2 separate regions of the Homo sapiens genome follow, and region 1 is linked to region 2. Evidence: chromatin contacts called from ENCODE Hi-C or POLR2A ChIA-PET data. All regions are on one chromosome and are shown on one strand. Each heading gives the region's core, a stretch centred on a gene start or an enhancer-like site at or near the end of the contact. The rest is flanking DNA. Distances are from core to core; before and after follow the strand shown.

What was found. A loop is a pair of places that touch in the nucleus more often than their neighbours do. ChIA-PET counts read pairs that join two places held with the same protein, here RNA polymerase II (POLR2A). Pooled maps may share reads with other maps.
Region 1: a loop to region 2 is called in a pooled map, with 1.8 times the contacts of the local background. The contact joins two enhancer-like sites. A Hi-C loop is called at or near these places in 15 of 168 maps with a recorded cell type or tissue (Calu3, IMR-90, MCF 10A and 11 more), 9 of 37 single-sample maps with no recorded cell type and 12 of 50 pooled maps. POLR2A ChIA-PET finds 5 or more read pairs at or near these places in 8 of 52 experiments (AG04450, GM12878, MCF 10A and 5 more).

The regions. Positions count from the first base shown.
Region 1 is chr3:127,797,455-127,803,204 of GRCh38, forward strand. All of the region lies in intron 2 of MGLL (monoglyceride lipase), which reads right to left. Among named protein-coding and RNA genes, the nearest start is that of MGLL, 22 kb to the right of the region's middle. Within about 2 kb of position 2,522, at least 7 of the 41 ENCODE cell types and tissues checked have a DNase peak (open chromatin) inside an H3K27ac peak, as active enhancers do; they include GM12878, where a contact is called at or near this core.
Region 2 is chr3:127,758,101-127,763,641 of GRCh38, forward strand. All of the region lies in intron 3 of MGLL (monoglyceride lipase), which reads right to left. Among named protein-coding and RNA genes, the nearest start is that of MGLL, 62 kb to the right of the region's middle. RefSeq lists an enhancer at 4,870-4,919. Within about 2 kb of position 4,156, at least 15 of the 41 ENCODE cell types and tissues checked have a DNase peak (open chromatin) inside an H3K27ac peak, as active enhancers do; they include GM12878, where a contact is called at or near this core.

The DNA of each region.
Region 1 (5,750 bases), core at 1,272-3,771, 38 kb after region 2:
AAACTCAGGGTGAAAAGATGGAGGTTGAACACAATCCTTTTATTATGGCTGTCTATGATTCCTTATTTATATGCCTAAGACATATAATGCCTAAGACATCCGGAATGTCACTAGACTCCTCAAATATTCCAGATTAGAAAAACAAACAACATAAAAATCAACTTTTTTTTTGAGACTTGGTCTTCTTCTGTCACCCAGGCTGGAGTGCAGTGGTGTAATCATGGCTCACTGCAGCCTCAAACTCCCGGGCTCAAGCGGTCCTCCCACCTCAGCCTCCTGAGTAGCTGGGACTATAGGCGCGAGCCACCACTGCCCAGCTGATTTTTATTTTTTGTAGAGACAGGGTTTCACCATGTTGCCCAGATTGGTCTTGAACTCCTGAGTCAAGTGATTCTCCCACCTGGGCTTCCCAAAGTGCTGGGATTACAGGCATGTGGGCCCACCATACCTGGCCCACCGTACCTGGCCCAAAATTCTTTATATAGCATATATTTCTCCAGTGTATCTCTAACCTTCATCTCCAACTTTGCCCAGGTTGATGTCATCCAGAGCAGCAAGGGGTGTGTGACATTTCATTGTGAAACAGATATATGTATTAAAAAGTACAAACAACTGATCTGCACAGGTCAAATAATCATAACAGGTGGAAACCCGATGTACCTACTAACAGTCAAAGACACAGAGCACATGACCAGCACCTTGCAAGCACAGTGCATACCTTTCTCCCTGCAGGAGCAACCCACTGTCCAGAGTTTTGTGATAATCACTCTTTTGCTTTTCTTCGTATCTATGTATGCAGGAAAGCAGGAGCCTGTTCAGGTTCTCTATGCGTCAGACTCTAGCCCATGAAGTGAATTCTTTGGGTGCCATAAAACAGGCAGCACGTCTCTCTGAGCTCCCACCTTCAGCTTCAGCCTCTGCTTTGCTCTGAGTCACAGTCCTGGGGCTCCGAAGTACCCTGCTGGGACCCCAGGGCCCTGTTCTTGCCTCTGTGGCCCCTGCCTGTCCTCTTGTGGAGCTGCCACTGGACTCTGGGTTCCAGGACTTCCTCCTTGGACAGGCCCTTTGCTGAGTCTTCACTTCTCTTGGATTTGTTCTTTCCATTCCCTCTGCTGTCACTCCCAGACCTTATTACCCCAACAGCCTGAACAATCCCAACAGCCTCCTAACTCCACACCCTGCCCCCAGTTTCCCCCACTCAAATCTGTGCTCACACAAATGCCATATTCCTGTTGTGTCAACAGCCAAAATCACTGATGTCTCTGCACTTACATCATCTCCCCGCACCTTTGTGTGGCCTCTCCTCCACTCAGGATGCCCTTCCCATCCTCCTCACCTGCAGGAAGGTTCCTATCAGTAGGAGGCTGGGCTCCACAGCCTTTCCAGGTACCCCAGTCACTGGGGCCCTGGTCAGGGTGTCCACAATGAAGTGAGGTCACAGGTGGTGCAGCCAAGCTGGAGAGCACCCGAGGGAAGCTGAGGGCAGAGCAGGGGAGCAGTCTCAGGAGCATTGCCTTTCAAGCCTGCAGCTGGATTCCCACGATGAAGGGAGAACTTGGAGCCAAACACCAAAGGCCTAGATAGGGCCCTGCCCAGTGTCCCTGAGTCCATGGACTCATTGTTCTCTCGAGGACACATTCTTAGGACATCATAGAACATGTAATGCAAATTGCCAGGGACCAAGTGCTCCTAAGAAGCCAGGGAGGACACTCACGGCTGTGGAGCATCTACGTGCCCCAGAAACTCACCCATTATCTCAGCAGGTCCTCCTCCTGGCCCTTTGACATAAGTAGCCTGAGCATCAGTTTTCCAGATGAGGAAACTGAGGCTTCCAGGGGTGAGTGAAGCTATTCGTTAGGATCAGAAGAGCCGGGCCTCGAATGTGGACTCTCCCAACTTCGAATCTGCACTTTGCCCTTTCTACCACCCTCAAGACCAGCTCCAAATCCTGCCCTCACCACTCACCAGTCATGGGATTTCTGATGCTTCCAGAACTCCTCTGAAACTACCCTGCCTCCCTCAGAGTGGGTGAGAAGGTGAAAGAGATTACGCACACGAACAGCATTTTGCCAGCTGTATCCTACTACAAGTGGGCTACCTCAAGTCCTTTCTCAGCACAAGATGTGTGTAAATACACCAGGTTGAATGAGTGAATGAAATCCACCAGTCAACTCTCTTTCCTCTTTCCTGATTCCTGGCTGATGTCTCATCTCCCGGCTGTGCCTCAGGAAGAGACAGTGAATCAGGCATCTTGGCAGCCCCCAAGCAGCTCACTACAGTAGTACCGGCAAAGGAAGGGCTTCATATTTATGAAATGAATAGATGACCCCATGTCTGCATATGATCATGAATGCATTTAACACTGTCCTGTGGTAGCCCAGTCTTAATATTCACAAAAGAGAAGATGGTCTTTATGGTAGACTGCAAACTGATTGCCCCAAACTGCATTCTCTCTTCTGTAGTTACAGAGTTTTATAGAATTTTAACTGTTCATATGGCTGCCCAGATAGAGACCATATTTCCCAGACTTCCCTGCAGCTAGGTGTGGCCGTATGACTAAGTTATGCCAATAGAATATGAATAGAAGTGACGTATGCAATTTCTACAACACCTACTTGAAATAATCTGCTTGCCTTAGACTTGCTCTTTCTCCTCCCCATGGTCAGGAACACAGAGAAGGCAATGACCAGCTTTGGTGATTGAACCACACTCTAAGTGGTGGTGGGGCAACAAGATGGAAGGAACCTAGGTCCCTGAATGGCCATGTGGAGCCCAGTGACCCTACCAACTTGGACTGCTCACCTCTGGACTGCTAAGTGAGAGCAAAATAAACCTCTCTCTTATTTCAGCCACTAAATTTTGAGGTCTCTGTGCTCAGCCTGCACCTTAACAAATGCAGACTATCATTAATAAGACCCCTTACATGGGGAATAGCCAGTTGACTTGAGTTCAGATCTAGGCTCTGTGACTTCCTACTTCTGTGAGTTTGGGCAAGTTGCTGAACTACTGTTTCTTCATCTGTGAAATGAGGAGAACCATAGGACCTGTAGTGAGAATTAAACAACATAGAATATACACAATAAAGTTGGCTACTGTTATGGCTACTGTTATAATCATCTTATCAAAATGTTTTCCTGCCTGTGGAGCCCCAGCCAGGCTACCCGTGCATTAGTCAGCCTATACCAGAGGAAACAGCTTTTATGTTGGTCCCCTGTGTGGTTAGTTATGTGTCTTCCTGCCACAACTGATCTTATGTCCTCACATTCATTTTCATGCAAAAGCCCTAGCAAGCCAAGTGTGGTAGTAAGAACTACCCACTGGTTGGCCTGGGAACTTACTGGTAACAGTCAGAGCATGTGCTTCACCCCCTGAGGTGTCTAAGCATTGTAGCCAACAAGAAATCCCTTCAACTGCCTTTCCCTCCTCTAAACTCAGCTCAGAGTCCCGTAGAGCTCACCGGGTACCAGGCCAGCTTCAGAAGAAGCTGCTGATAAATTTAGAAGTCAGAGAGAGTACGTATAGTCAGAGAGAGAAGAGCAATGCTACTAATTAAAAAGGGGTAATGAGCCAGGTGCGGTGGCTCACGCCTGTAATCCCAGCACTTTGGGAGGCCAAGGCAGGTGGATTGCCTAAGGTCAGGAGTTCTAGACCAGCCTGACTAACATGGTGAAACCCCATCTCTAGTAAAAATACAAAAACTAGCCAGGCCTGATGGCAAGCGCCTGTAATCCCAGATACTCAGGAGGCTGAGGCAGGAGAATCGCTTGAACCCAGGAAGTGGAGGTTGCAGTGAGCCGAGATAGCGCCATTGCACTCCAGCCTGGGCAACAAGAGTGAAACTCCATCTCAAAAAAAAAAAAAAAAAAGGAGTGGGGGTAACGGCCAGGCGCGGCGGCTCACGCCTGTAATCTCAGCACTTTGTGAGGCTGAGGCTGGTGGATCACCTGAGATCAGGATTTCAAGACCAGCCTGACCAACATGGTGAAACCCCATCCCTACTAAAAATACAAAATTAGCCAGGCCTGGTGGTGCATGCCTGTAATCTCAGCTACTTGGGAGGCTGAGGCAGGAGAATCACTTGAACCCGGGAGGCGGAGGTTGCAGTGAGCCGAGATCGCACCATTGCACTCCAGCCTGGGCAACAAGAACAAAACTCCGTCTCAAAAATAAAATACAATAAAACAAAATTAAAAGGGGTGACATTTCCAAGAAAAGTTCAGATGCATGCAAGGTTCTGGAGTAGTCCCTAAAGTATTTATTTCCTTTAAAAAAGAAAGAAAAAATATATATGTATATGTTATGTATTTTAAAATATGTATTTATAATAATATAATAAATATATCATATATTTTATAATATAAAATATTTATATATATAATTTTTTTTCTAGAAAGGATGAAGCCCTATGAAAGTAGCTGGAAGGCTGCTGTGGCCACAGCTGTAACCCAACAGGAAGAACCCATGCTTGTCACCAGACAGAGGCCCACACAGCTCACAGCCCTCTATTTCTTATTTAACAGAGATTCCTTGAGAGCTCTGTCTGGCCAGGCACTGGGTTAGGCTCTGGGGACACATCTCAGACCAAGTCCCTACCCTTATGGAACTTCCAGTCTAGTGTGGACCCAGAATAATTAGCAGATGAGCATATGCCAGGCCGGGTTGGGCACCCTGAGCCAAGCATGTCAGGGTCAGGAGACAGGGGACATCCGCTCCATACCACACAGCACAGGCCTGCTTCCTATAGGACTGGAGATGCTAGAGTTGCGGAGTGTAAGAGATACTAGGTTCAAGAGTTTGGTCTTGAACTTCACTTACTTAGGTGCATACCTGTTTGCTGCTCATAAAATGCAAACAGGACCAAAGTGTGGAGGCCCACCGAGGCGGTCAGCAGCCTGACAGCCCTGGTGCCCAGGTGCAATAACAAGCAAAACCGACATCCTGCATTCCCTAATTAAGCCTGATTAGCCTCTCCCACACTTTCCCATCCTCCTGTAATCTCCTACAGGTGCAGAAAATATGTCAGTGCCAGTGGGGTGAGATGGATAATCACCCCCCTTGTACTAGGCTGGAAACTTAGATGGCTATTATTACTCCTCCAACACAAGATATCTACTGCCTCAAAATTATTTCATATGCTTTGGGGATGCAAGCTCCAGGAGTGATTTATTTTTAATCGAAAAGCAGTTCTGCATTATAGGAGGCCAAGAGATTAAGAACCTTTATTAACATGTGCGATCTCTTCAGATGCCTCTTCTAGGCCAGCCGGGGCCCTGGCCGGTTTTGAAAAGGTTCTTATGCCAAAGGGCTCCTCTGAGGCGACATTTAGATCAATATTTGGAACTGCCCTTCTGGGAAATCACTGATGGTCTGTGGAAGGCACATGGTGTGACTTTTAGAGCAGTCCATTAATGAAGAGCTCCACAGCTGTCCCAAGATTCTGGAAAAGGACCAGATGCTGGTATGACTGACCTCGCTTCTGTGCAAGAGCTTGGAGCACTGTCTTTCAAGCCTGAGTCTCTCTCTCTCTCTCTCTTTTTTTTTTTTAGACAGAGTCTTGCTCTGTCACCCAGGCTGGGGTGCAGTGGCACAATTTTGGCTCACTGCAACCTCCGCCTCCTGGGTTCAAGTGATTCTCCTGCCTCAGCCTCCTGAGTAGCTGGGATTACAGGTGCGTCCCCTCACACCCAGTTTATTTTTGTATTTTTAGTAGAGATGGGGTTTTGCCATGTTGGCCAGGCTGGTCTCGAACT
Region 2 (5,541 bases), core at 2,906-5,405:
ACCCTCCTGCCCCAGGACCTTTGCACTGGCCACCCCCTTTTCCCCTGGTCATCTGTGAGGCTCCTCCTTGCCTCCTTTGGGTCTTTGCTCAACTACCACTTTCTCAGTGGAGCCAGCAGCTTGAGCATGGCCCCCTGCCCCCACTGCCCCGCCCTCCTCCTCCAAGGTTTTATTTTGCTTTGTGGCACTTATCTCCAATGGACATACCCTAAAGTCATTTATTGCTGCTCATTGTCTGCCAAGGGCAGGGACTTGTGTCTGTTTTGTTCACAGCTGCATCTCCTGTGCCCAGCACCATGCCTGGAGTTGGTAACTGGGCATCAAGCTAATACATTATAGACTGAACGAATGAATAAATACACGAATGAGGCTTGGAGATGTGAAGGAGCTTGCAAAAAGTCAATAGCTAGAAGTTTTTCAAGCTAGACAGAAGCCCAGGTCAGCTTGGCCCTCTTAGAGCAGCCCCTGAGCCTTGTATAATTAAATGGTGTGTTCCGTTGTTAGTGCTGACAAAGTGCCAGTCTCCTTTCCTAACAATTCGGCTGTACCGAGCGAGGAGAATGGGGGAAGTCACCTGTAATTTTCTTTTCTGTCTTCCCCTTTAAAAGGGTCTTTAAAAATCAGATATGTGTTATAAAAAACAATGGGATAATGGGTCGATTTTTCATATCATGACAAGCAATTGCTAGGGAGAAAAATATCATTCTTGAAAATGTGCAAAAGTGCACTGGCTGTAAGTTGTAAACATGACCCTCACAGGAAAGGATATTCTGGGGGCTCCTGGCACCTATTTCTTTCTTTTTCTTTTTTTTTTCTTTTCTTTTCTTTTTTTTTTTTTTTGAGACAGAGTCTTGCTCTGTTGCCCAGGCTGGAGTGCAGTGGTGTGATCTAGGCTCACTGCAACCTCTGCCTCCCAGGTTCAAGTGATTCTCCTGCCTCAGCGTCCTGAGTAGCTAGCTGGGATTACAGGTACATGCCACCAAGCCTGGCTAATTTTTGTATTTAGTAGAGATGAGGTTTCGCCATGTTGGCCAGGCTGGTCTTGAACTCCTGACCTCAAGTGATCAACCTGCCTCGGTCTCCCAAAGTGCTGGGATTACAGGCGTGAGCCACTGCGCCCGGCCCTGGCAGCTATTTCTCACAGCGTCCATTATTATAAACCAGCTCTCCTATTCTGTGACCCCAGCAACTGAGACACAGAGTCAGGCGGCTCTCAACCCTTCTCTCTGCTATGCGTGACCCTGGCTAACATCTCCAACCTCTGCGGGACTGTCCTTACCCCTCCCTTGGTCCCCTACCACACCTGATGTGACCAAGGCTCTCAGCACCGTGCCTGGTACACAGTAGATGCTCACTGGAGGTGGGTGTGCCTCTCTTCTGAATCACGTGCTCAAGAGGGATGTCTGTGTTCACCTGCGGCCATTTAAAAATCTCAGCTGTGGGCATGTTCTCATGTCTCACTGCACCTTCCCCTGCTTAGAGGTCATTTTCCAAGGAAGGGAAGAGAGAATGTAATTCACAGAAGCAGTGCCACTTTACAGAGATGCTTTGAGCCCAGAGATCCCGATGACTTCAGAGACTCTTGGTTCTCGTGTGGACTGGGAGGAAGGAGTGGCCTGATGCAGAGCTCCTACCTGCTCAGATCAGCCCAGCTCCTTCTCCCTCACTCAACACAGGGTCCTTGGAATCGGTCCCTTTGGCCTTCAGATGATTCTCCTTTTTTGGTAAGAAAGCTTCCACTGAATAAAACCTTTAAGTGATTTTTCCAATCTGGTGGCGTCTGTACAATAACTGAGGAGAGAAATAATTATGATTATGGGGTCTGAATGATCCAGCACTTCTCCACGACTCTGAGGAGGAGGCAGCTGGCCCCTGCCTCTCACATTGACTGTCTTTGCGGGCAGGCCCTGCTTAGACGGCTTGGTTTTCTGCGTTGGAGAAAGGAAGCCAGTGGTGTAGCAGGGAGAGCGCTGGATGTGCACACAGCTTTCAAAGAAAAGCAAAGGAAAGATGACGGGAGGGAAGGGCAGAGCCACACAGGGGTGGAAGCATCCATTTATGGGACATTGAGTTTGTGTGGGGTCCTATGAGCTAACGTTTCCATAGGAAGCCTCAGGCCTAACATACAGATGGGAAATCTGAGGCTCAGAGAGGTCAAGTGACTGTCCTGGACACACAGGTATAAAGAGTAGGCCAGGCCACTCTGCCTCCACCCAGCAGGTTCACATAACAGAACTCTCTGGGCTAAGCTCCACTTGTCAACAGGGGACCAACCCCTCTGGGCTCACACCATGCCACACAGGGCACGTGGGTGCTGAGGAATGAAGGTGAAAGGACCTTGTTCTCCCCCTGCAGTCAGCCCCGATGCTGGCTCTGTCCCTCATCCAGGCTCAGGCGCCACCTCTGGGAGTCAGAGCATCTTCTAGCAGAGCCTTGGCAGGAGGCGAGGTGAGGAGCTGGCACGGCACCCCTGACAGACTGCGCGTCGCAAGCTATTCCTGGAGCCGCTGCGGCACTTCTGTCAGATGATGCAGAAACCCCAGGGCCACTCGCCTGGGGGCTGTGCCCCACGCCAAGCTGCTCAGAGGCACAGCACTGATTGGGGGGCGCTGGTCCAATGGAACCTGCGGCTCTGCACCCCAAAGCATTTTCCCAAAAGTTAAAACTGTAGCAAGGTGCAAGTGTGTAAGAATTTCAGTCCGACTTTGCCCCCTAATGACTGTGAGCTTGAATAAATCAGGCAGCATCTCTGAGCTTGTTTCCTCCATAGGGACGTTGCCTGCCTTACTCTGCTGCCGTAGGATTAAATGGGGTGATCCGTGGAAAAAATTATTAGCACAGAAGTCATGGATTTTTCCAGCTGGGCAAGCGTTATTTGATTTTCTTTAAACAGGGCTCATCCTCCAGGCCAAATTCATACCCACACATACAGGATTCACAAGTGTGAACTTGAGCGTATCCAAAGAAACCATCATTTCTGTGAAATGCCTTGTAATTCTGCAAGCCTTCACTGAGCAGCTGCTATGAGCAAGGTGCCACACAGATGCGGAGAGCAGAGGCCCCAGTTGCTGTGTTCAGATAACGTACAATTCCCTGTGGCCATCCGGACCCTTCGCACTATCAAGGGGCCCACCGCCTGGGAGGGATTTCTGGGGTGCTGATGACCAGACTGCGTCACTTTCCAGGGCCCACTGGGCAAACTGGCTTCTCCCCTGCTGCTGTGTCTTGTTAGAGCCACCGTGTTGTGTTGGGGGTGCTGGCTTAGTTTAGGGTGGGGATGAGAAGCTTTGAGGGACCAGGGTGGAGGCCTCCCCAGGGCTCCTCCTTCTCCAGCAAGCAGTACTAACCTCCACAGCCAGGGTGGAAGCCACAGAACACTCAGAGACAGCAGTCAAAGAGGCCACTTCTGCACTGCCTGGACCAGAGACTGCAAACTGCCCTTCAAGCTGCATTTCAAGTGCCTTCTGTGTGTGTGTCCACGTGTTCCCCTAAGCGACTGGGCTACACCAGTCCACCACAAAGGTACTGTGGGTTTCCTCTTTTGGCTGGTGAGGACACGGAGGCACAGAGAGGGCTGGCGCACAGCCGGCCGTGGGCAGAGCTGGACTGCCACGCAGGCTGCCTCCCTCCTGGCACGTTCGGCTCCTCGCTTCATCGGCCGGGCCCTTGGGACCCCAGCTCTTCAGGGAGGGACTCCAGGCAGAGCTTCATTCTCAAATGCCCAGACAAGCACTAAATATGCGTAGTGCACCCAGCGCACTTGCCGGGGAGTTGTGACTGCATCTGAGGATCCCATGCAAGGTTTGGGTCCTCTGTTTGCTTTTTAATTTCTCCCTTTACCTCTAACAGGGGAGAAACCAAGACACCGAGAACACAGCTTAATAGATCTGTGATTTGGAATTCTGATCCTGGCTCTACCACTCCTGGCTTGTTGTCTCTCCTGTAAAATGAAAATGACGATGGCTTTACCTGCCTTGGAAAATGAAATGAAATGAAATAGAGAATATGAAGCCCTTCAGAAAGGGCAGCCTGACAGTGCAGTCGTGGTTTATTGCTTCCACGTTAGTGACACATGAAGCACCTTGTCTGCCGGCATGCGGTTCTCTTTTCATTTTGAGCAGGACCCCACTGGGCTCTGCTCCTGAGCTCTCCGCGTCCTCCCCGCCTGCCCTGACGGTTGGCAGCATTACAGCCGTTTATTTTTAGTTCTTGGTGGGCCAGCCATTTCCTGGTCACATGCTGTTTGAGCTCCCACTTCAGAAAGGCTCAGCTCACAAGACAGACTCTGCCCATTCCCACCCCCAGCCTTTCTTAAGGGCTGTGTCAAAGCGAAGCCAGCCCTGACCCTACCTATTTTAAAGTTCCTTTGAGGAGTCCTTTCTTCTGGTCCACTTGCAGCCAGAGTGATTTTGAAGTTTAATTTACGAAATGGGTGGAGAGGTGCACAGAACCTGGTTCTGGGAGCTGGGGCCTGAGATCCGGGTCCAAAACTGCCACCAACTGGTGGGACCTCGAAGTCTGTCCCCTACCCTTGTACAATGAGAAAGGGAGGGGCAGAGGCTTCGTTGCAGGTTCCTTGCAGCCCACTGCTCTGTCAGGGACCATCAAATGAGAGCAGTTCTGGTCATTACTGCAGCTTCAGTTATGAGTATGCACGTAGTAACAGGTGCACTTCCTGCATGCTGCTCTGGGCCAGGGCCTGTTCCAAGCAATTTATCAATGGTAAGTTTACAGATTGGAGCTCTACACCTAGGTACCATTATTACCATCTCAACTTCACAGACAGGAGATGTGATGGGGACGCCTCAGGCCAGGTCTGTGTTTGTGCCCTGCAGCTGGGACTGGAACCCAGTGTCACTCCAGACTCTGCCTTCCCCCCATGGCAGCCTCCCCAGCTTTGCCCTTGATCTTCATGTGTGCTGGATCACAGTGTGTCACTCTGATTGGGGAAAGATGTGTGATCCACCCTCCTTGAATGTCTTTAGGGAAATACTCAGTATTTGGAGATAGAAAAACAACAACCACCATGCAAGGTCCTTATTACCTAGGCAGGGTGCAGCGATGTGGATTCATAGGATGTCAGGTGTGCGGTGAGTGTGCAGGCTGCCCCAGCAGCCAGGGGACAGGTGTGCCAGAAAGAAAGGCTCCGGAGGGTACATCATCTCCAAGATGGATTTGAAGATGCCAGTCTGAGGATGATAGCAACAACTGCCAAAGACCGAAACGGCTTCTTCTGGGGACCTAGAGTGATGTCTGTTTTCTTCTCACCCTCTGGCCCCGCGAAGCCAGGTTGGATGCAGAAAACACTGGGCTGTACCCAGTTGCTGTGGTAGCACGGGCCCCTCAGGCTCAAGGCCAGCTCTGACTCAGTAGAATGGGGGACCCTCACAAGCATGCCACAGTGTGGCTTCTGCTTGCCAAGGGGCCTGCCACAGCAGCCACGGCCATCTGGATCTCGGACCCTGCCCAAGCAACCTGGGTGGGGACATCTCCCTGGAGCCCCACCTGGACCTGTGCTGAGGCCAATCCAGCCCCTGACCT